Linked DNA regions of Homo sapiens: regions 1, 2 and 3 are each linked to region 4. The links are chromatin loops, found by intact Hi-C in ENCODE. Cell type or tissue: mammary epithelial cell. All regions are shown on one strand.

Region 1 (8,000 bases), 530 kb before region 4:
CATACACTCACCCACTCATACCCATACATATACACACACTACTCACATATACACGCACTCATGTGCTCTCTCACATATGTACACACAATGGTCCCAGGCAGATAGGCCTTTCTCAGTTCCAGTTCTCTTGTCTCTGGGCAGGCAAGCCCCACCACTCCATTGTTGTTACCAATAGTCCCCTCCCCACCACTTTGCTGCATGTGTGCAGTTGCCTAGTGGGCAGTAGGCAGTCAGTCCCAACCTCCCAACCTCCTGTCTTGAAAATGACCACCAGTTCTCCCACTAAAACATGCTTGATGTGTGGTTAGAATTTACTACTGCGATCAGAGACCCAATGTGGGTTTACTTTGTTAGTCAGTTCTTCTCAAATCTCACCTTGCAGAAGCCTTCCTTGAGTACCCTTTCTAAAATAGCATCTACCTTCACTATCTTCTGATATGGCTTACTTTTTCATCAGAGCTGAAATATTATATTTTTTAACTTTTCTTTTGAAATAATTGTAGATCACAAGAAGTTGCAACGATAGTACAGAGATATACCATGTACTGTTACCCTGTTTCTCCCAGTGGTTATATCTTACATAACTATGTGCAATAGGCTGGGTGCAGTGGCTCACACCTGTAATCCCAGCACTTTGGGAGGCCGAGGCAGGTTGATCACTTGAGGCCAGGAGTTCGAGACCAGCCTGGCCAACATGGTGAAATCCTGTCCCTACACAAAATACAAAAAAAATTAGGCTGGGATGGTGGAACGCACCTGTAGTCCCAGCTACAAAGGAGGCTAAGGCACGAGAATCATTTGAACCTGGGAGGCAGAGGTTGCAGTGAGCTGAGATTGCACCACTGCACTCCAGCCTGGGTGACAGAGCGAGACTCCATCTCAAAAAAAAAAAAAAAAAAGGCAAAACAGAACAAAAACTATGTGCAATAGCAAAACCAGGAAATCAACAATGACACAACGTATGTATATGATTCAATATGAATTTATCACATGTGGGTTTATGTCTCCACCAACACAGTAAAGATACCCCATTTACCATAATATTGTTATTATACGTTGCATGCCTGTGTCAAAGTATCTTATGTGCCCTAGACATACATATATCTACTATGTACTCACAAAAATTTAAAACTTAAAAAAATCACTGGACAAGTCTGTCACCCAAAGGATTCCTCGTGTTGTCCTTTTATAACCACACTCACTTCACCGCCTACACCCAATCCCTGTCAACCACTTTACATTTCCCTAATTTTATTTCAAAAATATTATATAAATGGAAGCAAGGCACTGTGGCTCCTGTCTGGAATTTCAGCTACTTAGGAGGCTGAGATGGGAGGATCACTTGAGGTCAGGAATTTGAGATCAGCCTGAACAACATAGAATGAGACCTCGTCTCTAAAAATTTTCTTTTTAATTTAGCTAGGTGTGGTAGGGCACACCTGTAGTCCCAGCTACTTGAGAGGCTGAGGCAGGAGGATTGCTTGAGCCCAGGTGTTGGAGACTGCTTTGAGCTATGATAGCACCACTGTACTCCAGCCTGGGCAATAGAGCGAGGCCACTTCTCTAAAAAACAAGCAAAAATAATATATAAATATAATTATATAATATGTAACCTTTGGGGATTGACTTTCTTCACTTAGCAAAATGTCCTCTTAGCAAAATGTCCTCGAGATTCATCCAACTTGTTGCATGTATCAATATTTTGTTCCGTTTTATTGCTGAGTAGTACCCATGGTATTCCATGGTGTGGATGTACCAGTTTGTTTAATCATGTACCCGTTGAAGGGCATTGGGTTGTTTCCAGTTTTGAACTACTACAAATAAAGCTGCTATAATATTTGTGTACAGGATTTTTGTGGGCATAAGTTTTCATTTCTCTGAGATAAATGCCCAAGAGTACGATTGCTGGATCAAATAGTAAGTGTATATTTAGCCTATTAAAAAACTGCCAGACTGTTTTTCAAAGTGGCGGTGCCATTTTACATTCCCATGAGATATTATATTTACATGTTTATTGTCTCTGTCCCTCATTAGAATGTCAGCTCCATGAGGGTAGAGACTGTGTTTTGTTACTGCTGTATCCCCAGCACCTGGCACAGAGTAGGTGCTAATAAATATTGGTTGACGGAAGGAAGGAAACCCAGTTTCTAGCCAACAAAGCAACCTAAACAAAACTCAAGTGTCCAAACTTAGGTGCAGAATAAAGGGCGTAACACTCACCCCAATCTCTATCTCGACTTTCCCATCCCAGTGCCTCCAACATTTTCTTACCCCCTGTTCTGCTTACTCTGCAGGTCCCAACCCATGGCCCCTTTGCTGCGGCCAGGCTGATTTCCTTCTCCTTCTTAGGTACATTTCCTTCTTAGGTCTTACTGCCCCGTGGACTTTTGTCCTTTTGCTATTCCACATCTCTTCTAATACATGTCTGTTTCTTTTAAGACCTTGTTTGATACTCATGTTCTCCAAACAGCTTTGCCTGACTAATCTCAATGAGCATTTCCCTAATTTTTTCATTCACTCATCAAGCATTTATTAAATACCTACTATTCTGGACACTCTTCTAGGCTGGGAATATAGCAGTGCACAGGACAAACATAGTCCCTGCCCTCACAGAGCTTACATTCTAGTTCTCAGTCTTGTGCTCTCTAAATCCTTGGAGCATAGAAGTGGACGAGTACACACACACGGGGCTAATTGTCAAAACATTTAATGACCTGTACAGTAGGAGCCAATCCAGTCAAAATATAAGCCAGTAATAACACCGGAGCAGAATCTTGAAGGCCTCCTAGTTGTGCCAGATGTTAACCCTGTAGTTGATCTACGTTTGTAAGGAGGTCCAGGGGGAGAGGTCAGGTGGCATCCAGGAAGCATAGGGCAGTGCCTATTTACCAATCAGTGTGAAAGAATCTCTCTGTATTTTACAACTGGTATGGCCATCCCAGTGCATGCCAATTGAATGTCAGCCTTACCTACATGTGCAGTCGATCCTCATTATTTGCAGATTCCCTATTTGCAAATTTGCCTACTCCCAAAAATTTATTTATAACCCCCAAAATCAATAATCACGGCACTTTCCTGGTCATTTGCAGACATGTGCAGAGTGTGAAAATTTTGATTTACCCCATGCACACGTTCCCAGCCGAGGTCGGACAAGGTGATGCTCTGCCTTCTTGTGTCAGATCTCATACAGAGGTAATCAGAGGATGAAGACGATAGGGGGCAGTGCAGTGTAGTGCAAGAAAGAAACTGCAGTTCTGGGGCCAGTTGGACGGGGTTTGAATCTTGACTCTGGCACCTGTGAGTGGAGTGGCCTCAGGCAAGTCACTTAACACTTTTGAACTTCATTTTCTCTTTGTAAAATAAAGAACATAGAAGCTACTAGGATGAGTTGTTTTTACATTTTAACACCATAATTTATGTGAAATATTGGAGCAACAGTTCAGTATTCACTAATTCAGTGTTTATGGAAATGTCATAGAACGTAACCACCTTAACAAGTCTCCATTGACAGATCTTCTCTCTTTAGCTATACTGAAAGCTTCTTGAAGACCCCCAATATGTGTTTAATGTTATACCCCCTACATCACAGAAAATACTACTGTGTTCACAGCAGGCACTTGGCATCTCATGGGTGCAAGGAGACTGCTACCTATTACAGAACTCTTGTCATGTTAAAGTTTGATTACCACTACTTCCAGAAGACAACCTCCTAATAGGTCCAGGATGTGGCCTAGGAATCTATATTTGTTAAAAAAAAAAAAAAAAAAAAAAAAACCACTGGACCAGACAATCTGCAAGTCTCCTTCTATTAATAGCTCCTACATTATGTGGCTGATAATGGCCTAATACCTACTCCTACATACTGTGGCTGGTAATTTTATTTTATATATATAGAGTCTCACTCTATTATCCAGTCTGGAGTGCAGTGGTGCCATCTCAGCTCACTGCAACCTTTACCTCCTGGGTTCAAGTGACTCTCCTGCCTCAGCCCCCGAGGAGCTGGAATTACAGGCATGTGCCACTACACCGGCTAATTTTTGCATTTTTAGTAGAGACGATGTTTCGCCATGTTGGCCAGGCTGGTCTCGAATCCCTGACCTCAAGTAATCTGCCCGCCTTGGCCTCCCAAAGTACTGGGATTACAGGCGTGAGCCACCACACCTGGCCTGGTAATGGTTCTTGACCCTGTTTATCCATTATAACCATCTGAGAAGCTCTGAAAACTATTAATAGTCACTTCTGATTCATTCGAGCAGCAGAGACAGAAAAAAAAAAAGAAAACATGAAAATATTGATACTTGGGCTCTTGCCCTGACTCATTGAATTAGAAGCTCTGGAGATGAGGCCCTGGTATTGGTCTTTTGAAAAGGCTCACCAAATGATTCTGATATGGAGTCTCTCTCAGATGACATTTTCCTTGTAAGAGTGACTCATAGCATGGCAGACAATTGGGGAGAGGGGTCACAGGAGTTCTTTCCCAGGGCCCCTCAAACCATACTGCATAGATAGCCACTTAATAAGCTTCTGTGTACTTAAGGGTATTCCTTAATCTTTGAATTACCAACTAGTCCTCATGACTGACTGGATATTTATTAATCTTGAAATCTTTAGACCTTGGCACACAGTAGGCACTCAGTAAATATTTTTAAACGGATAAAGTACCGGATTATGACCAAGAATGACCCTGATAAAGCAAGTACAGACAATCTGTTTCAAATGAAACCCAGTTTTCTGGTTCTGAAAACAGCCTGTACTTAAAGAACTGGAATCCCTTCTGCTTGGAGCCACCTGCCCAGAAAAAGAAAGCCAAAATAATGGGAACCACCTCAGAGAAACTGGTTTTCTACAGAGCTTCCTGACGTATAGTGTTTGTCAGATGGTAGATACTCCAACCATATATGCTGAATTAATGAACTAATTCATTACTAATTTTAGCAATCAACTAATATATTTTATGCCATGTCTACTATGTGCTTGGTACTAGGGGGAGACATATTAACATAAAATGGCATCTCTGCTTATACAGCCTGGTTGGGGATGTGAGCAATGGCAGTGTGGATTAACAGGAGTACTATAGGAAATCCAAGAAGGGGAATTGAGGAGTTGGGGAAGGATTGAGGATAAAGGTAGAGTTTGAACTAAGCTGTAAAGTGATGGCATTTAGCTAGTCAAAGGGACACTCTAGACCCTGAAGGATGGGGACAGGGAGGAAACAGCGTGAGGTGGGTCCAGGAATGATAACAAGCCCAGTGTGTGCAGGGAGCTGTGGATAGAACTACCAAGTGCAGCAAAAGGTGATCTTGGAGAGAGGTGGTTAGAGAGTCAGGTGTAGTTTGTGGCGGGCTTTGGAAGTCAGGCAGAGGATATGTTCATGTCCAGGCAGTCTTGAGTGTGGGAAGGAAGGCCCCCTGGTTCCCCTAGTAGTGATCTGGTGAAACCAGGATGGTCCTCCATTGTCCTAGGCTCCCACAGTGGTTGCTATAGGAATTGGTTATAAGTAGGCTCAGGTGTCAAAGGCAGTGTAGCCAGAAGGGCAAATCAGTCAAAGCTTCAAGAAGCTGAGTTTCGTTTTTTTTCAGTTACCAAAGCGGGGCCCTATCTTGTTCTAAAATATTTGGCCCTATATCTGACTTTGGTCAAGATTTGAGTGATCACAACCCTGACATCTGTACTAATACAGACAACAAATTTAAAAAATGGTCAAAAAATAACCAGCTGCTGAATTCTGCACTGAGGGAAAGGCAGACTCTCTTCTATTCCTTATTCCACCAAGCTGCTGGCTTCATATTTGCTTCAAGCAGCTTGCAGTGGCCCCAGAGGTACTTAGCAATTCTAGTCCCATGTTTCAAGCCAAAATTCATTTTAGCCAGAAAGGGTGCCTGTTGCAAAGTGAGATTCCCAGCTGCTTGGAGAAAAAAATAGGGTCAGTGAAGAGCTCAAACATTCCAGCCTTAAGGTGCTCAATTAATCTATGCTTAATGGATTGGGATCTCTTCAACAATGTCAATTTCTGGGCCCCACTCTTCCAGAGATTCTAACTTTTAAAATCTGGTGTGAGCCTAGGCATCTGTGCTTTAACAAGCACTCCTCAGTGATTCTTATCATCAGGCACGTTTTAAAAACAGCTGGTTAGTGCATGGTTATGAATTAGTGCAGAGGTTGGCAAACTGTTTCTCTGAAGGGCCATATAATAAGTATTTTAGGCTTTGCAGGCCATATGTGGTAGCACAAAAGCAGCCATAGGCAATACATAAATGAAGATCACGGCTGTGTTCCAGTAAAGCTTTATTTACAAAAACAGGTGGTGAGCAAGATTTGGCCTATGTAGGCCTGTAATTTGCTGGCCCCTGAAGTGTATTATGCCTTCCTGCTACCGCATTCACATTTTGACCCGGGCCTTCCCAATTCTCAACATTGTAATTCAAAGGAGTGCCCCTAATATTACGAACTTCAAGCCCCAGAGCTGAGCTTTGAAGATGCTTTGGGACACGGAGGCCTCTGAGAGGCTCCTCATATCACACTGCAAAGCAGGCCTCACCTGTGTCTGAGCATAAGGCTAGATGTGACTCCATGACATCTAGCACAGACCAGCTGGCAATGAATGAGTCACCAGCATCAAGGCTGAAGACTGAGAATAGGATGGAATCTTAGAGACCAACAGGACAAGGGTCAATGAGGACTGAAGTATAAACAAGCTGAAAATAACTCTGAAACAGACACCTGGAAATGATTATAATCCCTGAAAATATTGGCAATTTCATTTCCTCCTTTGTGGTTTGTGCCTATAATTAACTGAATCTTTGGTTTTCAGTGGTACAAACAGAAACTCTCTAGGACAGGATCTAATCTTGCATCTTTGGTAGGGATAGCAAGGATGCCACCCTCTTCACTGTGGTGAATACATAAAAGGATACCAGTTGGGGTTCTTCATTTGTTTGAGTCCATTACATAACACCAAGGTAGAACCAGAACCAGTGGATGAAAGATCAGGAAAGGACTCCCAGCTTTAGCCTGCTGTGGGGGAACAACCACTAAGCAAAGGCTCAGGAAACCTGGGTTCTGGTTTCGGCTCTGCTACTCAATTATTTCAATACTTTGGGTAAAGTATATCCTCTTCCCAGGCTTCTGTTTCACATGTGAAAAATGAAGGTTGAGCTGCATGGCCCATTCAGGTCTCTAGAGATGCCTCGTTCTACACACTGTGCCATGCAGGCATCTGAGGGCAGATGATGGCAGAGAAGAGAGGTGACTGTCAGGTAGAAAGATTCCACTTGCCTCATGTTTGTGGCACCTTGGTGGAACTTTGGATGACTGTGGAGATGGAATCAAACACAGCTGCCTGAGCATAGCTACAGATCTTTCTATCTTGCCCCTTTCTCTTGCTTCTGCCTCAGCCTGCAGCCCCTGCTCAGGATTGGAGCACCAGGCTGTGCAACACACAAAGGCATTTATCAACTCCATGTATAATCAATACTGTAATCACTTTCTGCAGTGATCTCCAGCTCTGGATTTCATTGTGCTATATTGTCTGCTGCCAACAAATTGCCCCTTTGGCTCAGGATGAGAAGTCTAAGGTTCCTTTAGCTCAATGGTTCTTAATCTTGGCTGCATTTGGAAATCATCAGAAGCTTGAAAAAAATACTGATGCTCAGACCTCACCCCCAGGAATTCTGATGTAATTGGTCTGTGGTGGGCCCTGGGCTTCAGGATTTTTAAAAGCTCCTCCCAGCATTTCTACTATGCAGCCAGGACTGACACTCACTGCCTGAGTTCCTGCTGGACTCAGGTGAAAGAAGTGGTTTTTTGCAATCTCCCCTCTGTGGGAATGAGATTGCTGGCTCTGACAGAGCCAGCTGGGACCAGGGCCCAAGACACAATGAGGACGTTTGTTTCTGATGTGTATCTTAGGGCCCTGCCCTCCTGTGGCTGATTGGGTAAATGAATCTCAACTGCAGTGTAAATGGTAGATAATAGCTTAACGTATTCCCAGCTGGCAGGGA
Region 2 (8,000 bases), 94 kb before region 4:
TGTATTTGATTCTAATGAAGAGGGCTCCAGCTCACCCCGAACTGTGGTGCTTCAGGCATGTGCTGGGACTGGAAAAACAGCTGTGGTGCACAAGTTCATGTTTGACTGGGCAGCAGGAACGGTTACTCCAGGCAGGTGTGACTATCTCATCTACGTCAACTGCATTGAAATCAGCCATATTGCTAACCTTAGTTCTGCTGACCTTATACTAACACTTTTCAAAATATAAATGGACCAATCTTGGACACTATTCTCATATATCCAAAGATTCTGCTCATTCTCGACAGATTTCCTGAGCTGCAGGACCCTGTTGGTGACCAAGAAGAGGATCTTAGTGTTCACCCCCAGGAGAGGAGGCCAGTAGAGAGTCTCTTGTGCAGTTTTGTGAGGAAAAAACTGTTCCCCGAATCCTCCCTCCTGATAACTGCCCGGCCTACAGCCATGAAGAAGCTCCACTCTCTGTTAAAACAACCTATCCAGGCAGAGATATTATGGTTTACAGATACCGAAAAGAGAGCATATTTATTGAGCCAGTTTTCAGGTGCTAATACAACAATGAAAGTCTTTTATGATCTTTGAGAGAATGAAGACCTTGACATTATGTCTTCACTTCCCATCGTCTCCTGGATGATATGCAATGTCCTGCAGTCACAGGGAGATGGTGACAGGACTCTCTTGAGGTCACTTCAGACCATGACTGATGTGTATTTATTCTACTTTTCCAAGTGCCTCAAAACCCTTACAGGTATCTCAGTATGGGAGGGACAAAGTTGCCTGTGGGGTCTTTGCCGTTTGGCTGCAGAGGGTCTGCAAAATCATCAGGTTTTGTTTGCAGTCAGTGACCTCAGAAGACATGGGATAGGAGTGTGTGATACCAACTGCACTTTTCTCAGTCGCTTTTTGAAAAAGGCTGAAGGAGCTGTCAGTGTCTACACTTTCCTTCACTTCAGTTTCCAAGAGTTCTTGACTGCTGTCTTCCATGCCCTGAAGAATGACAATAGCTGGATGTTTTTTTATCAAGCAGAGAAAATGTGGCAAGAAATGTTCCAACAATATGGAAAAGGTTTTTCATCACTAATGATATAATTCTTATTTGGCCTCTTACATAAAGGAAAAGGAAAGGCTGTGGAAACTACTTTTGGAAGAAAAGTTTCCCCAGGACTTCAAGAGGAGTTACTGAAGTGGACTGAGAGAGAAATAAAGGATAAGTCTTCTAGGTTACAGATTGAGCCGGTGGACCTGTTTCACTGTTTGTATGAGATTCAGGAAGAAGAATATGCAAAAAGGATAATTGATGATTTACAGTCAATTATACTGCTTCAACCTACCTATACAAAAATGGACATTCTGGTTATGTCCTTCTGTGTAAAAAGCAGTCACAGTCACCTGTCAGTGTCTCTGAAGTGTCAGCACCTACTTGGATTTGAGGAGGAAGAGTGAGCCTCAACATTCGTGCCACCAGCCTTAACACTTAATCAGTGCGTATATCCATGTCTTTCCTCCAGTTTTTATCCTTCCCAGACAACAGGCACTGTAGTAGTCAGTGTGTGTGTGTGTGTGTGTGTGTGTGTGTGTGTGTGTATTAGTATTCATTGTCACTGTGTGGATGTGGTTTGTAATTCTAAAGTGTTATGAGCATGTAAGGTCATCAAGTTGAAGACTCTGCTATTTTGGTGTAATGACCATTCTGGAAAAAGGTATAAACGTAACATTTGATTGGTTGTCACTCTCCTCTAAATATACTTCATCACTGAGGCCTCAAGGAACTTCAGGTTAGTAAGGGGCAGAGGTACACTCTTGTATTATCTTGCTATAAATCCTGGTTATTTCCATCAGAGCTTGCAACTTCACAGAAGGTCATGAGCTGAAGTTGAAAGAGGCTTAGGTAAGTTACTTTTATAATATGGACTCTGTATACCATAAAATACAGTCCTACTGGCTTACTGACTAAAGCAGCAAAGAAGACTTATACCTGTGTTATCTAGAAAATGCTGTAAGTCTGTTCTCAATATCTGGGTTAAGATTGATAATGCCTCTCCCTTAGTTTTCAGGCCAGTTGAGGGGCAGGGGACTGGGAGGAGAGGGGTCAGCAGAAAGCTCCACTTGAGGAATGAAATAACTCAAGTTGTGTCCCTTATAGTTGTATTTCTTGTGTGGGGAATAGCATAAAGGTGGAAATGAGCATGGGGTATGTGTGTTTGAGGGAAATGAGAGGGAGGGAGGCATTAACAAGAATTTGTGTTTGGAACTAGAGAGGGAAGGACCTCTAGTTCCTTCCCTCTCTAGTTTAAGAGAGGTTTAACGGACTCAGAATTATGAAAGACCTTGTCTACAAGGTCTTGACCAATTCTGTATATGTATATAATATACAGCCTTATTCCAGTTGTATATTATAAAGTAAAATAATGGACCAATACATTTAAAGTTGAAACACTGATGGAAACAAAGGGTCTTCTGGTTCATTCTGGGTTTCCAGAAAGTCAACCTTAGATGGCGTCCTCCCCTATAACCCTTATTGCCTTTATCAGAGGGCTTAAACTCTTATCAAAAATTTAACCCAACATTCTTCTTTCCCAAGCGTATTGGCTATGTAAGAGTTTACTATTGAGCTTTCCTGGTTTTTAATTATTGTTATGAATTCTTCTATTAGTACCGACAACCAAGAACCAGTTATATTGTAAAGTTAGCTTGGGCAAGTCACTTGACGACTCAGAGCATGTGGAAAATGGTGATTATAATACTTGTTATTGGATTAAGGGCCAGATAAGATAATTTGTGAAAATAAAGTGCTTACCTCAGTGCCTGGCACATAGTAACATGGTTTTGGACTCAGACCTGAGTAATGACCTCAGTTCTGTACCTACCTATGTGACCTTGAGCAGATTACTTTTTGTGCCCTAATTTCCTTATCTGCAAAATGGGATAATACGTCTCAAGGTTTTGGGAAGGGGTAAATTAGTGCTACTAGCAAGGTAACAAAAGCCAAATAAGCCTTTTACTTAAGTTTTATTTTAAATTACTTTTTATTTCCTCATCTCTTTTAGGTCCTTTCAGCTGCGCAGTTTGCCAGTGTGTCAGCTACACCTGCTCTGCCAAGCACTGCGTACTCCATACTGTAAAATCAAAGACCTGAAGTAAGTCGAACTTTGCTTTAAACTCTTAGGTATTTGCAGGTAAAGATTAGGTTTCTAGAAATTGCACTCCCAGCTGATTGACCTGAAAATAAAATATAGCTAGTTTTCAGCTTCGCCACAGTGGAGCAACAAATGAAGAGATATGCTACAGGCCTAGAAGGGGCAGGAAGGAGTCAGGCCCAGAACTCTACCCGCCCGTCCTGCCTTTTCCCCTTTTGTATGTACTGTTTTGCTGTAATGAGTAAGTGGACGGTTGTAACACCTGAGAGAGAAATTTGGGTGTGCTGCCCCACTTGGATCTGCCACCCCAACTTTCTTTTCCTCCCAGACTGCCACTGCTCTCCCCCTTAGTTTTCTTTCAGTTGGGTCTTATCCTACTCCATGCAGCTTGACGATCCTTTTCTCTCCTTCCATTCCCCACCTTTACCCCGTAGTTATTCCCCAAAGTACCCAAAGAGGATCCCACCCCTGCCCTGCCTTTCCATCTTCACTTACTTCCAAGCACTTTGTCCACAACACAAACACACAAGCAGGTGCCCCCTTGTTTTCACACCCCTTTGCCTTATAGATCAATGTCTGCTCTTCTTCTTTCCTCCTGTTCCAGAGGAAAAGGCAGCCCTTGCAAGCCACCCAAGCCAGTAAATTCACTTCATTATTTTTGTATTTTTGTGAATAATTATTTTACTTTCATAACACAGAGGTATATAAAGAAAGAAAAGCCCTCCACCCAGCTGTCCCATACCCCATCCCACCCTATATCCCCATACCCTGCTGCCTCCTATCCCCTGACCCTGAGCCCACCCCCACCCCAGGTACCTTGTTTGCTAAATATATTTCCAGACCATTTTCTATGCTTACACAAACATAAAACTGTAACGTAAGACAAACATAAATACATAAATTTGTAACATTCATATACACACTCACAGAACTTTGGGGAGTTTTGTTTTACAAAAACAAAAGCAACCTTGTCATATGATTTTTTCTTCATTTAACAATACAGGGGCCATGCCTCCAATACAGTATGCAAAATCTACCACATTCTTTCACAAGTGTTTTGCATTTTCAAGCTTTCTTCAGCTATCTCCTTCTCCATGGCTCAGATTTCTCCCATATTCAAAAGAACCGGCTGGGCACGGTGGCTCATGCCTGTAATCTCAGCACTTGGGAGGCTGAGGCAGGTGGATTGCCTGAGGTCAGGAGTTTGAGACCAGCCTGGCTAACATGGTTTCTACTAAAATTACAAAAATTAGCCGGGCGTGGTGGCACATGCCTGTAGTCCCAGCTACTCAGGAAGCTGAGGCAGGAGAATCACTTGAACCCGGGAGGCAGAGGTTGGAGTGAGCCAAGATTGCACCACTGCACTCCAGCATGGGCAGCAGAGCGAGACTCCGTCTCAGGAAAAAAAAGAAAATTAAAGAAAAAAAATCCTCTCTCAACTGAGTATCTCACTTCAATCCTTCCCTTCACAACCAAGAATCCTTGAGGAAGAGCCTCCCTCACTGACTCCACATCATCCTCACTCACTCCTCACTTCCGCAGTTTGGCTTCTGCCCTTGCCGCTCCCCTAGATCTGCTGGAAGATCCAAAGTAAATGCCAGACCCAGTGGATACTTTTCAGCTCCTGAGAGGGCCCCTCAGCTTTATTGACCTTTTTCTCCTAATTCTTGCCGTTCTGACTGCTCCTAAGTACCTCATTTTCCAACCAGGGACAATTTTGCCCTCTAGTGGACATGTGGGAGTATCTGGAGGCATTTTTGGTTGTTACAACTGGGACTCTGAGGGGGTGGATGCTCTGGCAACTAGTGGGTAGAGGCTAGGAATTCTGCTAAACATCCTACAATGTACTGGACAGCCCCCTGCAACAAAGAATTATCCAGCTCCAAATGTCAAGAGTACTGAGACTAAGAAACCCTGCCCTAGAGATATAGAAAGAAACCCAAAGACATTTCTGAAACTGCAGGCCAGGAACCTGGCCCTCAATCCTGATTATTGTTCATCCCCAACAGGAGAAAACCTAAAAATCAAGTTTAGCTGCAGCAGAGATGCCCCAGGGCCATGACAGCTTCTTAGTCTCTAGGTCCACAGATCCTGGGCAATATCCAGGGCTCCTTCAGTTGTGTCTCAGTCTGGTCCAGGTGTAGCCCCTTCTCATCCTTCCACCTGTGCGCTAAAACATACATGTAGCCCCCGTCAACAAAACTTACAATCATCAGAGGGAGAGAAGCAGACTAACCCGTCACCTACCCCCTTACCGTACCCACTCCTATCCTCCTCCACCTCACCCCTTCCCTCTGGAAGTTGATTTCCCATTGGGATATGTTTCTGTTCTGTTCTACATTTCTGAATTCACTGAGAGCTTTGTAGCCAGATTTCCCTCCCACATTTATCATGGTGGTGGGTTGGGGGAGAGAATCTCTCAAGATGGCACCATGCTTTGGCTCATAGTCTAGACCAGCAAACCCTCTGAGCACTATCAGTTGCTGACTCACCTCCTTGGCAGTGGCAGTTCTCTTTTCAGATCTGACTGCCCTGGTTCTACTCACTGGGGACTGGAAAGGATTCTCCTGTCATGGGGCCATACAGTCATAGCAGTCTGCACCTGCATGGTGCTGGTGTCTTCTGTAGGTAGGCCTAAGGGATTCCCTTAGGGGTGGCAAATCTCTGCTGTTGATTTGAGTCAGGATGAACCTGGGGTTCATCCTGGGCCTGTTTTGATTGTTTCTTGTGATATAACTCACTCAGAGCATGAATGAACTTCTATCCAGTTCATTCATGGAAACTCTTGGGATTCAGGAATCTCCACTGCTCACCACACCCTGATGCAACTCCCCAGCCAGTCCCACCATTTTCTTTAATGGTCTTTTGTTCAAAATTGCTCTTCTGGTACAAACTTCTGACTGGGAAATAATCTGGTTGCTCAGAACAGAAACTCACTCAAATTAGTTTAAAGTAAAGGGGATCTGTGTAAAGTACATTTTCCTGTAGCACAACTACAGGAAGTGAAAAGTGATTGGGCCATCACTACCCTCTCCATCTCTCTGTAGTCACAGGATGAACTCCTCTATGCCTGTCTGCTCCCTGAAACCTCATACTGGCGTCCTCTAAAAGACACTTGACTCTGTAAAGCATCCAGTTCTGTTCCCCCACAGCCAGGGCCAGGCCTCAGCTATGGCCTTGGTGTCCATGGCTGTGACCCTGGCCCCAACTCCAAGTGACCCACTGCTTCATTGCCCAACACTATTCTGACTGTGGAATCTGCCTGTCTGTTCAGATTTTCTAACGTAAAAATTCATTTGGCTCAGGATTGGTCAAATATCCACTCCTGCTCCAATTATCTAAAGCCTACATGAAGGGAGAGAGTGTAGGTGTTACATACTGCCCAGGTCCGACAGATACTTAAGATAGGGAGCTAGAGACACACACACAAATAAAAACTGCAGTAGTTCTGGAGTGTTGACTACTAATACTCTGAAATACAAATGGAGTCATTAAAACATGTCTCTCCCTGCCTGTCATCTACATCCTCCCACCCACAACCCCGCCTCCCCGCCCCCCTACTGTCCAATCTTCCCACTCATCCCCTTTCCCCCACTCCACCCAATCCCCCTCCCACCTCTCCCCTCTCCCCCTGAAGATTGATTTCCCATTGAGATATATTTCTGTTCTATTTTACATTTCTGAATTTACTGAGGCTTTTGCAGCCAGATTCGCCTCCCACAGAGGAAGCAATTTTCCCTCCATGAAAAATTCACAGCTTTACACCACGGGCAGTCCCAGTTCCCTGGCCTGCGATATACTGGAGGTCTTCTCTGCTGATGGAGTTCGGAGTCTCTCCTGTCTCTTGGGGGCTCTTGAGGGTCTATTCCCTGGGCCTCCACATCTGACCACAGGCTAGCATCAGAGGCCCCCCAGTTGAAAGGCATCTGAGTTGGAACCCGTTCTGTGACCTTTGCTGGTGAAGGGGGTATATTGGGTATGGCTGAGAAGGCGGACAAAGGGCATGGGTATGAGTATGTGAATGAGGTAGGGAGCTGGACAGGAAGAGGCTCCAGTGAGACTGTGGACCCAAGCCCAGAGAAGACAGACATGGCTGTTTGTACTGACCTGAGATCTTTCTCCCTCTGCCCCGCAAAGGTGTAATTTGCCTGCTACAATAGCTCCGAGGGGCTGCCTGAAGCCTCCTCCCAGCCCCTGCAAGACCTCTGCGGGGGCAGGCCCTGCCTCTGCATACCTCTCCTCTCCTTTTCCTCCAGCAGCACCAGCAGCAGCCACCGCCTCCTTTTCCTGCTCACCTGCTCCTTCTGTCCAATCCCCTCCGGCAGTGGCCAGGCCTGGAAACACTGTAGCCTGGCCCTGTCCCTGGGGAGGTGCCAGCTCCTGGAGAGAAGTAGGCAGAGCTGAAACACATTCTGGGGACAGGGCAGGGGGTCCGGACAGGTTGGGGCAGGGCAGAGGCATTGGACAGGGACCATTCGGGGGATCTTACGGCATGGAAGAGCTTCCATCTCAGCATGTCCCGCTCTCTCTGCACCTCCGCAAGGCTGGTCTCGGTTAGCTGCAACTGGAAGGTCGCCTCATTGCATTCCATCTCCTGCTGTTCCTTGAGTTCCGTCAGGTTTGAGGCCAAGACCAGCGCAGCTGATCTGTGCAGTTTGGCAAAGCCTTGCAGCCACTGCACCCTGCGGTTTTGTAACTGCCCCTGCCTGTGGGCAAAGCGCACACCCAAGGCCAGGCTGCCCCAGGTGCAGGCCTCTTTGACCTCGCTGGGCACCTCGCTGTCCTCCAGGATGGCCCTGAGCTTGTCTTCCACCTCCTCCCAGGATAAGGATATATTCTCGAAGTAGAACTCGGGGCCTTTCGTGT
Region 3 (8,000 bases), 1.2 Mb before region 4:
TGTGCCTGGAATTATTCTCTTATGGATTATTTGTAAGTTTTTCCACTATTTTAGAGAAAAAAAAACTGAAAATTTCCCTCTACCTTTTTGGAGTTTAAATAGTATGAATCCTTAAAGTTGTTTGTAGGAAAAAAAAAGTCAATTTTACTAACATGCTGAGTGCCTTCAGAGTGAAATAATATGTAGCCGGGTGCAGTGGCTCACGCCTGTAATCCCAGCGTTTTGGGAGGCTGAGGCAGGCAGATCACTTGAGGTCAGGAGTTCAAGACCAGCCTGGCCAACATGAAACCCCGTCTCTACTAAAAATACAAAAATTAGCTGGGCATGCTGGCGCTCGCCTGGACATTTTCTGGAGTTATATAAAACATAAGAATTGCTTGCCCCCTTGAGATGGAGGTTGCAGTGAGTCGAGATCGCGCCACTGCACTCCAGCCTGGGCAACAGAGTGAGACTGTCTCAAAAAAAGAAAAAAAAGAATGAAATAATATGTTCGTGTTACTCAAATGCACAAGCAGCCTAGCCTCGGAGAAATAATGTGAACTTCAGATTTTGTAAGCTATTGCCAATGGCAACCACCAAATGTCACCACTCTCAGTAATTCAGGCAAAGTTACTGCTCCCACATTTACAGTTTCACATACAGGGCCTCTTGGAAAACTGCCCCAAGTTGATTAGGAAATGGGGTATCCAGGAAAGGTGGGCAGACAAAAACTATTTCTACTACCTTTTTAAGTGAAGCCATGAGGTTTAGCTTCTCTAGCAATTTGCATGAATGACTTCTATGAAGATCGCCAAGGGTTTCTCCCAGAAATTTATAGCGCTTGTGTCTGCATTTTGAAAGGCAGACTATTATCCTGAAGTTCTTTTCACAGTGCTTATAAAATACAACTTTATGTAACATTTTACAGTTTTCTGAGTGGTTTAATCATATAACTATATACTGGAACCTCATTCCCAAAAACCTGCGAGGTTGATAGGCTAAAGGTTGTCCCCATTTTAGAGATGAGAAAATTAAATCACTTGTCCAACGTATTAGAGGACTGAACAAGTAATAAATGACAGAACTAAACAAGTACCTGAGTCAGTCTCCTGATGCTTGGTGCCCTTTCCTTCCCAGCGCACTGCCCCCATCTCAGAAGATATTAAATATCCACTCAAAAAAATCTGCTAAGTTTACAAAGAATGGCTTTTTATTTCAGGGCTTTCTTACACGTGGAAATTGTCAACAGTTTTCCAAGAACGTTTTGGTACTCAAGTTTCTATGGTTGTGTTTGAGCAGGGGGAAATTTGACTGTTAGTCCAAGGCAAAGCTCCTACTCCCAGGCTAACGATTTCATTACATGGGCAGGTCACGTCTCGGTATCCGTGCAAGAGTTACACACTACTGAAAGCTCAATATAAAATTTGATTTTCAATTGGATGTACTCCCAAAATCCTCGAGAAATCAGTGGAAGGTGAGGAAATTGAACACGTGCATCCTTTCTGCCCAGTGTAGACATAGGCTGGGACAAGACTTTGACCTTGGGCAAACCTTCCTAGATGTTGTGGGTTCAAGTTGGAGTTTTTATTCCTGAATTCCTGAATCTTACCCTTCTCCTCAACCCTTCCCACCAAGAAAATTATATGTATAATGAGCAATAGTAGAATAGTAAGCAAAGTATTTATTAATAAACGCTTGATCTGAGAATTCAGCATAGGCTTGGTAACCTTGTTCTCCTCTTTCTGTTGCAGGTTCTTTGGTTTAAAAAAATTGATTGGAAAGTGCAGCTTAAGCTACTCCCTTCACTCTGAATCTGAGAAGCTAAAGTCTTCAGAACAAATTTGGCCTGACCCAATCATCCAGCAGCAAGTGGAACCGGCTATCTAGTCACAGATGTGTATGATTCTTTTCACTGTAATGACCTGAGTCACTGGTGAGCTGTGGCCCAATGATTGGCCTCAGACCAATGAGATTGGAAACTCCCATGCAGGAAGAGCAAAGGTGCCCGAAATTGCAGGTGAAAGTATTTTCTATCACCACGGACCAAGGCTGAAGCACGGAGAGAGGGTTAAAAATGTTTTGCTTCCCTAATATTAGAGAGGGAGTACACTTGCTGTTCCACATATGTCTATTGGGGAGAGATTGATTTCAATGTTGGCTCCCGCTCTCGAGTTGCCATGGTGATGAGCAAGTAAAAAACAAGTGATAGCAGAAAGAAAAATTCAGTGCCACCCAGAGATCCAACACTCCAGAAGGAAGTAACAAGCTTCCCCTCTGAGCAGAACCAAGCTTGCCAGTGTCACATGGGGGCTAGGGAGAGGGTGTTTGGGCTCTATGATTTGTTATCTCAGCAGTGCTCATTTTGTCACCAGTGTGTTAGAATGAGAAAACACGGCCACTGCTACTGACAGCCAAGCCTGCATCCTCTGCCCCCAAAGTAATATCAAATGACACTGAGAGCTTTGAGTTATTATCGTACTGCTTCTCTCAGTGCCTACAAACAGATGCTGCCATCAGGACCCATGCTGCTGACATGCATCAACACCTCCCAATTTTTGTGCTGACTAGGGACAAGGCTGCCCTTCTGAGACACTGATGGTTATGTCCAACACAAAAAGAGTGGCTAAGTCAAGCTGGCTGTGAGTACAGGACAGCAGCTAATTCTTTAGCAGTGCATGCAGCTTGGCTGAAAAGATAATGTTCACCTCTCTGCAAACCCATCATCTAACATTTAATTGTATTCTTTGCATGTTTCGGAGATGTAGCTGTCTTGGGTCACCAGTCCTGGCAACATGGCACCACTTCTTATAGGTAAAGAATCATAGTTTGATAGTTTCCTGGAGATACAACCTTGGCCTCAGTAGAAGCAGGAGATTGGTGTCAAAGTGTAGTGGTGTGGCCTTCAAAAGTAAGTTCTGTCCTGGATTACAAGTGCTTCATATTTAGTCAGAGCTTAAGGCCCTGGACGATTGCAAGGGTTGGTAGAAAGCACTGGACTCAACATCGAGATTCTGGAGGTTAGTTCTGACTCCTGCACTGACTTGCTATGCAACCTTGAGCAAGTCATTTCCCATGTCATCATCTTCAATATCCTCATTTAAAAATGTTACCGGGTACAGTGGCTCATGCCTGTAATCCAATTTGGAAGGCTGAAGTAGAAGGATTGCTTGAGCCCAGGAGTTCAAGACCAGCTTGGACAACAAAATGAGACCACTGTCTCTATTTAAAAAAAAAAAAAAACAGCAGAGCATGATGGCACACGCCTGCAGTCCTAGTTACTCAGGAGGCTGAGGTGGAAGTATTGTTTGAACCCACGAGTTTGAGGCTGCAGTGAGCTATGATTGAGCCACTACTCTCCAGCCTGGGTGACAGTGAGGCCCCGTATCTAAAACAAAATGAAAAAAAATGAGAGTACTGGGAGTATTAAGAGATTCAAATGAGATCACGGAGGTAAAGTTGCTTTGAAACACAGAAAGAGCGTAGCACCTGTGTAAAGCAAGCTTATTAACATTCCCAGAATATTGAAGGACAAAGATGTGCAGTCCAAGATTCTTGAAAGTGTGCATGGAGAAAAGCAAGTATCTTAGCCCATGTCTTTCCCATAAGCTTCAGGGGAGTGTGTTGACAGTAATTGGGGCACCAGGGTTTAGTAGAGCTAGATAGATAGTGTATTAGTCTGTTCTCATGCTGCTAATAGAGACATACCCAAGACTGGGTAATTTATAGGAAAGAGGTTTAATTGACTCACAGTTCCCCAGGGATGGGGAGGCCTCAGGAAACTTAGGATCATGATGGAAGGAGAAGCAAACAAGTCTTTGTTCACATGGCAGCAGCAAGGATAACTGCCAAGCAAATTGGGGAAAAGCCCCTAATAAAACCATTAGCTCTTCTGAGAACTCACTATCATGAGAACAGCAGCATGAGGTAACCGCCCCCATGATTCAGTTACCTCCCACCAGGTCCCTCCCGATGACATGTGGGGATTATGGGAACCACAATTCAACTTGAGATTGGGGGCAGGGGGGACACAGCCAAACCATATCAGATGGGAAAGGCAAGGGAAGTCAAAGTGGTGACGACTATTATGATAGCATGTGTCAAAAAAGAACAATTATTAGATGTGTATACATTCATATATACACCTATGCACAATGTATAGTAGTGTGTGTACATGTATATATAAATATATGTGCATGTCTCTATCACATCTGTAATGTGCCAAGTACTCTGCCAGCCCCTTACATATGCTGTCTCATTTAATTCTTACATTAACCCTGTTAAAATGGTATTATTATCATTCCTATTTTATACATGAAGAAACTAAGGCTTAGAGACATTTTCTCATGGTCACTTAGCTAACAAGGAGTCGAGCCAGTATTTGAACCCAGGTTTGGTTTAAATCCAGAGTCTGTCCCTATAACCACCAGGTACAAAACAGTGCTGGCCATAGAATCCTCTGGATGGATGAGCCCTGCTCATCCTGGGCTTTGTGCTGTAGGTTTAGAGCTCAGCCACTAGAGGGGGCTGCCTGTCTTGCTGTTAGCGAAAACGAATTGAATCGCTAGGGACTTGGAGGCCGCTGTTCTCTCCCTTGGATGGAAGACTTCTAGAAAAACCCAGAGCCTGACTCCAGCTGGTTCCTGGTCTCTCCCTCAACCTCTTTTAATTCACACTTGGTCCCAGGCCTCAAGGTGTCCCCAGTGATGGGGATAGCAATGCCTTTTTGTGACAGTTTACACACTTCTTTCCCCGTAGGCTGCAGGAGGCCAGGGTGAGCTGCCTGCCCTAAGGGACTTTCAGGGCTTCTCTGGGGGAATAAGGAGGAGGGAAGGAGGAGCCTAGTAGTTAAGAGCCAGGACTCTGTAGTCGCACTGTCCTGTTCTACCCCAGCTTCCCACTCATTGCCTGTGCTACTAACAGGTCACTTCACTTCTCTGAGTCCCAGTTTCTTATCTGTAAACATTAGGATGCCCCACCACCACCACCACCCAGTTCAGGATAAAGTGTGTGTGGTGCCAAGCACAGTGCCTGGGATAGAACGGGAGAGCTCAGCAATTGGTAGTTCCTCCCACTTTTCAGCCAGAGTGAGACATGCCCAGCCAGGGCCCATTCCACTCTGAGGCAGCACAGCACCGAGGGGCAGGAACAGAATTCCCTCATCCCCCTCTCACCCCTGGTAGCCCTGTGCCCACAGCCCAGGTGCTGTGAGAGCCTGCCACTGCCGGGCAGGAGGTCCCCAAACATTCCTCCCTCAGTGACACCTTTCAGAGGCCCTCAGTGTTTCCTGGCCCCTGGCCCAGAGTTCTTCATATCCTCTGACTCACTTCCCTGCAGCCAGAACTTAAATCTTTTCTCCCTTGCCCTCCCACAGATTTAATCCTTCAGCAAACCCTGTTGATTCCACCTCCTGAAAGCACAGGGCTCTGGTGTCAGGCAGCCCTGAACTCTAGTTCTGCCACTTACCATTAATGTAACCTGGAGCAATTGCTGTCATCTCTCAAATCTTGGATCGGTCATTTATTAATTACGTGACCTTAAGATTCCTTAACCTCTCTGAACCTCAGTTTCCTCATCCATAAAACAAGGAAAATAATAGTGCTTGAGTTTTAGGGTTGCCATAAGGATTCAATGAGGTAAAATGTGTAAAAAGCCTGACGCTTAGAAGGTGCCACAATTTACCAACTGTGTGATTTGGGGCAAGTTTTAAAAACCACTCTAAGCCTCAGTTTTCCCAACTGTACCTATCCTTCAAAGTTGTTGTATTAAAGGAGTTAATCCATGTAAGGTTCATAACAAGAATTCCAGAATTATCAGCTGTTCTAACTCTTATCCTCCTAGGTATCCTATTGTCTAGTCTTCTCTGGACAGGGAAAGCCCCACTCCCACACCTGTGGGTGTCACCACCTCCTACTCCCCCGCCCCCCTGCCACCCCGCACTGTGACTTTATGGCTCTCTAGTGGACAGACAGTTCATCTCCTCTCTTCTCCAGTCTCCTGTTGTAAACTGGTGACCTGACTTCACTGTTTTACTTGTCATGGCCTGGTGTTGGTTCCTGTATTTTTTACTTAATCACTGCTGACAAGGCTTGTAGCATCTTCCATGCAGGCACACAAACCCAGGCACAGAAACCCAGCTAACTCTTAGTTTTCTCATTAATAAGTGGGGATAATAATAAGACCTATCTCTAGGACTGTTGTGATTACAAGTACCACACAAGATGATGGGTGTAACGTCAGTAGCAAGTGCTGTGGCACCCGCTGTCAGAGCAGTCATTCCTTGTTGGCTTTCTGTATCTGGGTTTCTGTGTTTCCATGGAGGTTGTCACGAGCCTTGCCAGCCAGGGGATAAACCAAAAACACAGGAACCAACACCATGTTCCTGATAGGCCAAAACAGTGGATTCAGGTCTGCTAACAACCTTATTTGGGATGGGGATTGGCCACCATTTGGCAAAAGGGAAGTGGGGAGGAAAGGAGACAATGTATCTACCCACTAGATGGGTCACACAGGCACAGTTTTGAGGAGGGGGTGAGAGGTGAGGGTTTGTAACACCCACTGGGTAGGCAGAGGGCTTTCCGTGCTGAGGCAAAGGAGAATAGGCGACTATTTTAATGAGCATGTGCTGTGTGGGGAAGAGGTGTGACACAATAAAGAACTACAGTCAGGAGTTCAAGACCTGCCTGGCCAACATAATGAAACCCCATCTCTACTAAAAATACAAAAATTAACTGGGCGTCGTGGTGCACACCTGTAATTCCAGCTGTTCGGGAGGCTAAGGCAGGAGAATTGCTTGAGCCTGGGAGGCGGAGGTTGCAGTGAGCCAAGTGCCACTGCACTCCAGTCTGGGCAACAGAGTGAGACCCTGTCTCAAAAAACAAACAAACAAAAAACTATAGAGGTTGTAGTGAAAGGGTTAAGAGCAGAGAGCTGACCTTGACACTTGAGGGGAGTGGGCCTATGATTTGAGCCAGCATGCAGCAGAAAAGGCATTTGAACCCATGTTCATCTGCTTCCAAAGCCCATGCTCCTAATCATTACAACGTTAAGGGCTGGCACATAGTAAGTGCTCAATAAGTATTGTTTAATGAAGGCATTCATAGTGCTGCCTCTTTCTGAAAAGTTTTCTCCCTCCATTACTACTCATGCCCATCCTTCAAAGCCCAGCTCAAATGCAGCCTCACCCCAACAGATGTGTTCTCTCACTGCTGCAACAAGGTGGGAGAAACAGGAGGAAATCAGTGCTAGGATGGGGAAGTGCTGGGACACTAGGATGGGCCAGCCAAATGGAGCTGGAGGAAGGACTCTTGAGTTTTGCACAGAGATTTTTCTCCTGAGTTTGTGCACTGGAGTTGAAGTTGGCACAAGGATTGGAAACGCCCATAACAAAGTAACTCATACTGAGCTCTGATTAGTCAGAACAGTGAATTCCAATGACTTAGCAACCACGTATGGGGAAGAGGACTGGAAGCCATTTCAGGACAGGGGACGGAGAGGACAGCGAGACAAAATGTCTGCCCAGTAAACAACAGCAAGTGTGCAGTAAGGAGGGCGGGGTTGGAAAATGAGAAGAGCCCATTCTGAGTTACGAATTACTGCTCCAAGGGTTTTAGGATCTTTAAATCCCTGAGGATTTAGGGATTTGTAATACTATGCTATATAATACCTTAAAACCAAGGATATTGGGATTCCAAGGATTTTAAATCCCTATAACCTATGGTATAAGGATTCGAGCAATTTTTGAGCTGTGAAATGCTGGGTGCTTAGGACCCAAAACAAGGATTTTAAACAGAACACTGGACATTTTGAAGTACTAATTAATCTCCCTTCTACTTCAAATCAATCCTGGTTTAACCCTTGGAACAGTGGTTTCCAAATTGTGTTTTCCACAGTCTAGGGATCCTTGAAAGTGCCTCCCAGAAAGGGGTGGAGACAGCTACTTTACCGGAGAGAAGACACCAGCATAAGAATTCTGGCCCCCCCCCCCCATTATGGCTTCCACCAGGATAGCTCCATTTTTATTT
Region 4 (8,000 bases):
AAAGAAATACCTGAGACTGGGTAATTTATAAGTAAAAGAGGTTTAATTGTCTCACGGTTCTGCAGGCTGTACAGGAAGCATAGCAGCTTCTTGGGAAGCCTCAGGAAACTACAATCATGGCAGAAAGCAAAGGGGAGGCAAGATGTCTCACATGGCTGGAACAGGAGGAAGGGGAGGGGAAGATGCCACACACTTTTAAACAACCAGGTCTTATGAGCACTCATTCACTATCACAAGATCAGCACCGAGGGGGAAATCCGCCCCCATGATCCAGTCACCTCTCACCAGGCCCTATCGCCAAAATTAGTGATTACAATTTGACATGAGGTTTGGGTGGGGACACAGATCCAAACCATATCAACTAGTTAGTTATATACATGGGAACTAAGTGATGTGCTATAAATGCCAAAGCATCAAACTGGCACTCAGAAGACCTGAGTTTTAGATCTTACTCTGTACTCAGTGACCTTATACAAGTCAGTCCACCTTTCTCTGACCATTGTGAGATGGGGTTATAATTTCTGCCCTGTCTTCTTTACAGGTTTGTTATGAACAGTTTTGTTATTTTACCTATAAAATGAAATACTGGAGATCAAAGGGGTTTTTAAATGTTCAAAAACTGGAGGGATTAGCTAATGATTTTCTGTTGCTTCCTGGTTCTGGGATGTTCTGACCAGAAACAATCTAAAGAAGCCAAGTCTCTTCATCTCAGAGCTTGGAAATAGCCCTGAGATAAAGTTAGACAAGAAGGTTAATATTCTTAAATTTAAAGCTCAGAGGATCCCAAATCAATTTCCATAAGAAGTTGAGGGTCACTTCATCTCAGAGGTGTTTTTTCCCATGAGTCTTTGTGTCAGATAGCTCTGTGTCATGACTTTTCCTTAAGCAGCCAGGATCCAGACAAGGTAAGAGGCAGAAGGGTCTGTGGATTTCCTTGTTTGTTTAGGAACTCTAAAAAATATTGTTTTTGTTAATTGGGCAAAGAACAAAGGCCTCCTCCAAATGTAGGCTTTTTGGAAAATTTGAGACTGCTAATTTTCTCTAAAAATTGCAGCGACTATTTGCAATTCTCAAATCTCATTGTATATGAGTGACAATTTTGCTTGCCCTGACTGAAAGGTGAGGCAAGATGGGGACAGGTGGGTAAGAGAGACAGGTTAATTGTGGGGAGAGGTGTTGATATTTCCTTAAAGATGACTCTCATAGCAATGTATCTTTCAGATGTTTTGTTACCCAGCAGTGAGCATCAATCCCATGCATTTACTCGTTCATGCATGAATTCATTTAACAAACCCTGAGCACACGTGCCAGTTACTGTGCTAAGCAATGGACATGGGGAAATGTAAAAGATAGGGTCTTAGCCCTCTAAAATTCAGTCTAGTGAAGGAGACAGACGCGTAACATAAAAGCTTTCAGTGGAGGTATGAGAGGAGAGCTATGAGGGCACAGGGGAAAGGGCAAAAAGCTGTATCAGGAATTGGAGAAGGCTTATTGAGGAAAGTGACTTTTGTGCTGAATGTTGAAGGATGTGCAAGAGTGTGTGATGAAGAAGAGGGGCTGAGATGGCAAGGCACAGTTTAGGTGAAGGAAACAGCAATGGGCAAAGAACCAGGTGGTTTGGATGGCCATTCATTTGAGAGCTTTCCATTAGGTATGACAACCTTGGAAAATTAATCTCTGAAAAATACCCAGATCAAGTTTGAATAATTATTTTGTGTGCATTTGGAATGAGCATCATCTACCTTCCGCAATTTGGCACATAAAAAGAAAATGATTGATTTAGGGAAGGTTTAAGAACCTACTGAAGCACTTTGTTTTTTCTTTTTTCTTTTTTTTTCTGAGCTGAGCCTTTTCCTCCCACCCCAATTCTGTTGAAAGCAATAAAGCTAAATGGTAGATCAATGGCTTTGCCAGTAAAATACCCAAGTTCCACTGGGGACTTTAACTGGATGAAATTTCAGTTCAATCCTGGGTCAGTAGTTTTAGAAAATATATAGGTTTGGGACTTGGTTCAAAGTGATTCACTAAATGTTTTGTTAATAAAAAATAAAAGGAGAAAAATATTCTAAGCAAAAAAAATGCCTATCTGGGTTTGATTCTGGGCTCAAGAAATGAGTGCAAGTCATTCCAGGTTTTTGCCATAATTTAGTTCAAGTCCTGGTGTCCAACTTTGTGATGAAACACCCCCATTTAATTTTCTGTTCAAATTGTTCTATTCTGCTGTAAAGGCTATACAATAGCCATCTTTTTAAAAAGGCAGTATCTAAATCTAGTGATAGCTGCAATGGACTTCTGGTTAAATAGCTTAGTTTAGGATAGGCACATCCAACAAGTTGTTCCTACCTGAGAAAATCTTTGATAAGAAAGAATAAAGAACTAAGTAGAAGGATATTCCTTTCAATTAAAAAGACACATGCTTAAAAGATAGGGCTAGTAAACTGTTTAAGAATTATAGCTATATGCATCTGTCTTCTCGCACCTGTGTACAGATAGTGAGAGTCTGGGAAGGCTGAACTGAGCGGAAGTCAATGGGAGAGTAACTTTAGTAGCAGGAATTAGTGCTGCTGTGGCCAACAGAAATTCCAGGTTCTAGGCCCTATATTTATTATTGTATTTAATACTTGGATCAGCCAGAGGTTAGATAATCTCTTAGTCACGTTTTACAGATGAGTCAGCTGAGGTTTGGCTAAGTTAGGTAACTTGCCTATACAGATCCAGGGTAGAGTTACAAAGCCCGTATTCTGTGTGGATCCAGAGCTGTGCCCTTAACCACTGCGTCTCAGGTAAGAGCTGTAGGACTGAGTAATATGACACATTTCATGTCTAACTCACCTAAATTAGAGAACCTAAGCTTTAAAGGGTTCTAGAGCAAAATGAAGATAAGCAAGGTGAGTTGGAAAGTATAGAAATTTACATCATTGTCTGTATATAAGATAGATATATAAGGTGTATAAGATAGATGTATAGATATAAAATAAATATCTAAGATAAGAGATATAAGATAGATATGTAGATATGATAGATATATAAATGTATAAGATATGTAAGATAGAATAAACCGTGCAAGTAAGTAAGATGAATGAGGAGATTCAGATTCCCAGCTTCCCACAGGACTTCTCCCCTGACATGTTTTCATAAGCAGCTAAAACTCTATGTCCCGGACTGACCTCATTAGTACCCCTTCCTCCTTGTCACCCCTTCACCTAAAACCTGTTCTTCCTGCTGTGGTCTTGGAGGCCTCTTCCCCTCTCTAAAGTCATCTCTCATCCCTCTCCCACCCCACTTTAGAACTGTGTGAAAGTTACTTTTGAATTCCTGGTGCCTAGTCCCATGCCAGGCCCACAGAAGGCATGGGTGCTTGCTGAGTGAAGGATGAATAAATATTTCAGTGCTGAGTAGCGTGCACCCCCCAAATGGACTTCCCCTACTGATGATGCACACAGGCAAATTTAAACCTTTCAACTATTTGTGTCACCCACAGATGAACAAATGCAAAAAAAAAAAAAAAAAAGAAAATAATCATGAGAGAAAAGAGAAATACAGCATTAAATATTTTAAAAAGAATAATAGGTTATCTCAGAGTATTTAAGGATTCTATTTTCCTTTAAAACTGTGCTTTTAAAGCATAAACTATATTCCTGGTCATTTAGTATTTGCTTATATTTGGCTGTTTTAATAAAGGCATATTTTAAGACACAATGCGGAAATTCATGGTTATAAATCTGAGGAGGAGGCAGACAGAGGAGTCACTATTTGAATCTTAATGGCCTCTTGACTAGAAGGGCCCTGCACCTGAAGTGCTCTACTCCCACCTGGTGGTGCAAGCAGAAAACTGCCAACATACATTTTAATAATTTTTTTTGTGTGTGTGGAGACCCAGTCTCACTTTGTTGCTCAGGATGGAGTGCAGTGGCGTGATCTTGGCTTACTGCAACCTCTGCCTCCCAGGTTCAAGTGATTCTACTGCCTCACCCTCCCAAGTAGCTGGGATTACAGGCGCCCACCACCACGCCCAGCTAATTTTTGTATTTTTAGTAGAGATGGTGTTTCATCACATTGGCCAGGCTGGTCTCGAACTCCTGACCTCAGGTGATCCACCTACCTCGGCCTTCCAAATTGCTGGGATTACAGGCATGAGCCACTGCGCCTGGCCAAGAATTTTTTTTAAAAATAAATAAACACACATATTATTCAAAATGAAAGTGAGGAAGTGACTGCAATTGTCACAGAATGCCATTCATCCTAAAGAATTTTTATTCTTTGTCATTGCCTTACAGTGAAACCTTCTAAGCCCCTTTGTAGCGTTCAAGGAAGACCAGAAACTGGCCACACTATTTCCCTTTCCTGTCTCTCTGCGCTTGGAACACCTTCCCCTGTGTACTACTGGCATAAACTTGAGGGAAGAGACATCGTGCCAGTGAAAGAAAACTTCAGTAAGTGTAACCTGCAGTAGACCCTGGAAAGGCCTGGTGTCTGTGGTTGGATGACAGCAGGAGTGTGTGGTTGGCTGCTTGACCTTACAGTTCAATCTTCTTGTTTTCTCAGTGGTGGCGGGTGGAGGGGGGCGGCTGGTAATGTAAAAAGAATGCCTGTCTCCCAACACGATGATTGTGTTCTGGTCTACTCCCCAAATTCTAAAAGCCAGCTCAGAGATGGTGAATATGTAGGGAACAGGCATGGTCCCAGGTGAGTTAGCACTGGAACAGTCCTGAGGGGCCTAGTTGAATCCTGAACATCTCAAGAAAGAGAGGCCAATATGGGGGAGTGGGTGGACATTGAGTGATCTGTTACACTGATGTTATCTGTATGCACAGAAGAGATCTCAAAAGTCTATTCCCTGGTTTCAACAGACCCAACCACCGGGATTTTGGTCATTGGAAATCTGACAAATTTTGAACAAGGTTATTACCAGTGTACTGCCATCAACAGACTTGGCAATAGTTCCTGCGAAATCGATCTCACTTCTTCACGTGAGTTGACCATACAACTTTAACGGTTTCTCCTTAAATCAAGTAGTCTGGGCCTGTCAGACAAATAAATTAGTTAGGATCCCCAGTTAGTGCTTCCTGCTTCTCTGGAGATTTGTGTGCTTTATATACAGGCTGATATGATGAATGACCATCCTAATATCTAATGCTCACATAATAATATATGCCATATGCTGCCCTAAATCCTTTACAAAAAGCAATTTGTTTGCTTCACAAAATCGCTAGAAGGTAGGTATTACTATTCAATACTAAAAAAGAAGCCTTTCTGATAACAGCAGGCTGAATTTCTCTTTGTGATGCTGTTGGTAAATCCAGGTGACACTGTAGCTCTGACAAACATATACCTTGCAAAGATCTGCCACTAATAATAATAGTATTATAATAATAACACTCGTACCCACAATCACGGTAGCTACTATTTGTGGAGCATGAATTATGCTGAGTATTATCTCACTCTTTCCTCCCAACCACCCCTATCTAGGGAGGCAGACTATTGTCGGCCTCATTTTGCTGAAAAGAACACTGAAGCTCAGGGAAGTAAATGACTTGCCCAAGGTCATCCAGTTAGTAACTGGCAGAGCCAGGATGCCTCTAAACCTCAATTTTCCTATTCGAAGGTGCTTACTCACTCTCTGAGTGTAAGATTTAAGACTCCTGGAATTGTCCAATTGAGCTGACCCAGGGGCAACTCCTCACAAGGAATATCTCACCAAACATCTCAAGGATCACTTAATAACACTTAGGATCTTTTTTCAAACTTACTTTGAATTTGTGATTTTAATATATGCCATATCCAGGGATGGCAAGTTCCAGTGGGTTTTTGCTCTTCCTATGCACCTGAACTTTCTTCCTTTTATTTCTCCTGAAGTTTGCTCCTTTATTCTCATATCACTTTCAGCTATATTTCCTGCATCATTTCTGTTATCTTTCTTTAGAATTCCCTCAATATCTTTTTGCCTTCTCAGAGGTACAATCATACTGCAGATGTAGAGATATGTAGGATTTGGACTTGAGCATTGCTTCCTTTCTAGTCTTTTTTCCAATGATGTCCAGCACTGCCTTCCTCTCTCCCTCCCACATCCCTTCTTTCTTCCTTCCTTCCTCAAATATTTATTGAATATCTACTGTGTTCCAGGGACTGTCCTAGGTGATAAAGATACAGAGATAAAGAAGATGTATGTCCTATACTCAAGGAGCTCACAGTTCAGCTAGAGGGACAAACACAACTAAAACATGCTAAATCCTATAATAGAAGTCTGAACAGGGTCTATAGAGCACCAAGGGAGGAAAATTATGCTTATAGAACTGGGATGGCTTTACCAACAAAGTGCTATTTGAGCAGGATCTTGAAGGAACTTGCAAAGCCTCATCATCTATAAAATGGGAAAGCTGAAGCATGACGGTAGAGCAGCAGGCTTAGGAGAGCAACCAGGTCATGATGGGGGAAGAGAATGGAGGGCTTCACATGGCATGTCTCTGAGGGAAAAATCACAAGAAACTGATATATCATCTGATATGTTTGAATCAATTGAAAGAAGTTTAATGGTTTTGTTGGAAATTTCGGGATGAGTGATAATGCATTTATTAATCCCCAAATGAAGCAATTATTAACCTCCGGGAAAATTTTTGTAAATGTTGTACAAGAAAGAATCATAGTATACTGTGTTCCTCAGCTGTGAACAATATTTATATAGCCATACTACTGCAAACTTGGATTTAACTAAAACTTGTGATATAACTATTTTGGAAGAACATGGTGGGTGTGAGGGGAGTGGTGTAAAAGAGCTCAATCTCCAACTTCTAGGGTACGAAGTTGAAAGAAAATGATGGAATGGAAAAAAGGTAGGACATATCAGAGCAAACATAATAAAAACATGGGGGCAAGAAGACTTTTAAAAAGAGTTAAGAGTGGTTGCCTTTCGTGAATGGGACTCAGAAACGGGAAGGAGTCGGGCAGGGAACTGCTGTTTTTGTGAGACATGTAGTAGAACTATTTGACTTTTTAAACTATTTACTTATATTCTCTTAATCATAAAAAGTTAAAGGAATTATTATCAGGCAGCTCAAAATATAAGGTGTCCATCCTTGTGTGAGGGGAGGCAGATGGGGTTGGGTTGGCTTATAACCCAGATGTGGTCTTCCAGAGACAACACCTCAGGGCTTGAAGGTCTGGTGCTCAGCTGGATAATGTCCCACTCATTAAGTTTGTCCATAGACCGAGACAATAAACCAGATGCCTGTTTATCAAAATGGGCATATCACTTCCCAGTGACCAGAGTGCATGAGGTTCCTTCGTAAGCATTGACGCCATGGGGGAGGTTTTTAGGGACCAATTTCACCTGTGCTCTGGGAAAGCCTAGTGAAATGTTCCTGCCTGTAACAGAGGCTTATCTCTAGTGACCAGATCACAACTCCATGGTGTCTCAAGACTCTTTTCTCTAAATCCCATTTCAAAAGCAACCCCACCTCCTCCAAGTTGGCCACATTTTATTCTTTATGTGCACAAATGTCAATAGTCTTCTCCCACTGTGAGTCCAAATGACAGAGTTCTAGGGGTTTCCATTTCCCTAGCCTATACAAGTCATTTTCCCACTATGTGAATGGCCCTGATATTCCCCACTAGTCACAAACACACATTATAAAATGACAATATATTCCACTTTATTAACCAGCTGCTTGTATCCTTCAGATCCAGAAGTTGGAATCATTGTTGGGGCCTTGATTGGTAGCCTGGTAGGTGCCGCCATCATCATCTCTGTTGTGTGCTTCGCAAGGAATAAGGCAAAAGCAAAGGCAAAAGAAAGAAATTCTAAGACCATCGCGGAACTTGAGTAAGCCTTCATTTTGTTGTCTTTACTTGAATACAAACATTTCTCAGGCATGTCTTTTTCAGTCATCAATTCCTAAGCACTCCTTTTAGTATAAGATATCAGAGGTATCTTTCTGTTTACTCTCATTGAATTTAAAAAAGAATGATGATGGCTGCTATTTATTGAGTGCTGTGTGCCAGGC

What was found. Hi-C counts contacts between places; a loop is a spot of excess contacts. Peaks named below come from ENCODE experiments on the same cell type or tissue, not always from the same donor. Only the 100,000 strongest peaks of a DNase experiment are listed, where the experiment ranks them.
Region 1: it touches region 4 in a loop (4-fold over the local background); 5 of 110 quality-filtered maps call a loop at or near these places.
Region 2: it touches region 4 in a loop (12-fold over the local background); 10 of 110 quality-filtered maps call a loop at or near these places.
Region 3: it touches region 4 in a loop (4-fold over the local background); 9 of 110 quality-filtered maps call a loop at or near these places.

What each region holds. Positions count from the first base shown.
Region 1 is chrX:107,534,792-107,542,791 of GRCh38, forward strand. The region is part of intron 4 of FRMPD3 (FERM and PDZ domain containing 3); the gene reads left to right. All of the region lies in intron 1 of FRMPD3-AS1 (FRMPD3 antisense RNA 1), which reads right to left. Among named protein-coding and RNA genes, the nearest start is that of FRMPD3-AS1, 7.0 kb to the right of the region's middle. In mammary epithelial cell, CTCF peaks have their summits at 3,224 and 7,932 (motif pointing left); no DNase peak of the experiment used is centred here; H3K27me3 peaks cover 291 bases.
Region 2 is chrX:107,974,046-107,982,045 of GRCh38, forward strand. It overlaps TEX13B (testis expressed 13B), which reads right to left. Exons shown (of 3, transcript NM_031273.2): 2 at 7,624-8,000; 3 at 6,819-7,514. The coding sequence ends at 7,035. It also overlaps the pseudogene LOC112267910 and the pseudogene NLRP3P1. Among named protein-coding and RNA genes, the nearest start is that of TEX13B, 4.3 kb to the right of the region's middle. In mammary epithelial cell, a CTCF peak has its summit at 4,857 (motif pointing left); no DNase peak of the experiment used is centred here.
Region 3 is chrX:106,890,037-106,898,036 of GRCh38, forward strand. No RefSeq gene overlaps it. Among named protein-coding and RNA genes, the nearest start is that of RIPPLY1, 9.3 kb to the right of the region's middle. RefSeq lists an enhancer at 4,619-5,143. In mammary epithelial cell, a CTCF peak has its summit at 4,495 (motif pointing right); DNase peaks (open chromatin) are centred at 4,545 and 5,285.
Region 4 is chrX:108,068,400-108,076,399 of GRCh38, forward strand. VSIG1 (V-set and immunoglobulin domain containing 1) reads left to right here. Exons shown (of 7, transcript NM_182607.5): 4 at 4,278-4,433; 5 at 4,851-4,970; 6 at 7,678-7,819. Among named protein-coding and RNA genes, the nearest start is that of PSMD10, 19 kb to the right of the region's middle. In mammary epithelial cell, a CTCF peak has its summit at 3,812 (motif pointing left); DNase peaks (open chromatin) are centred at 2,722 and 4,532; H3K27ac peaks cover 1,294 bases.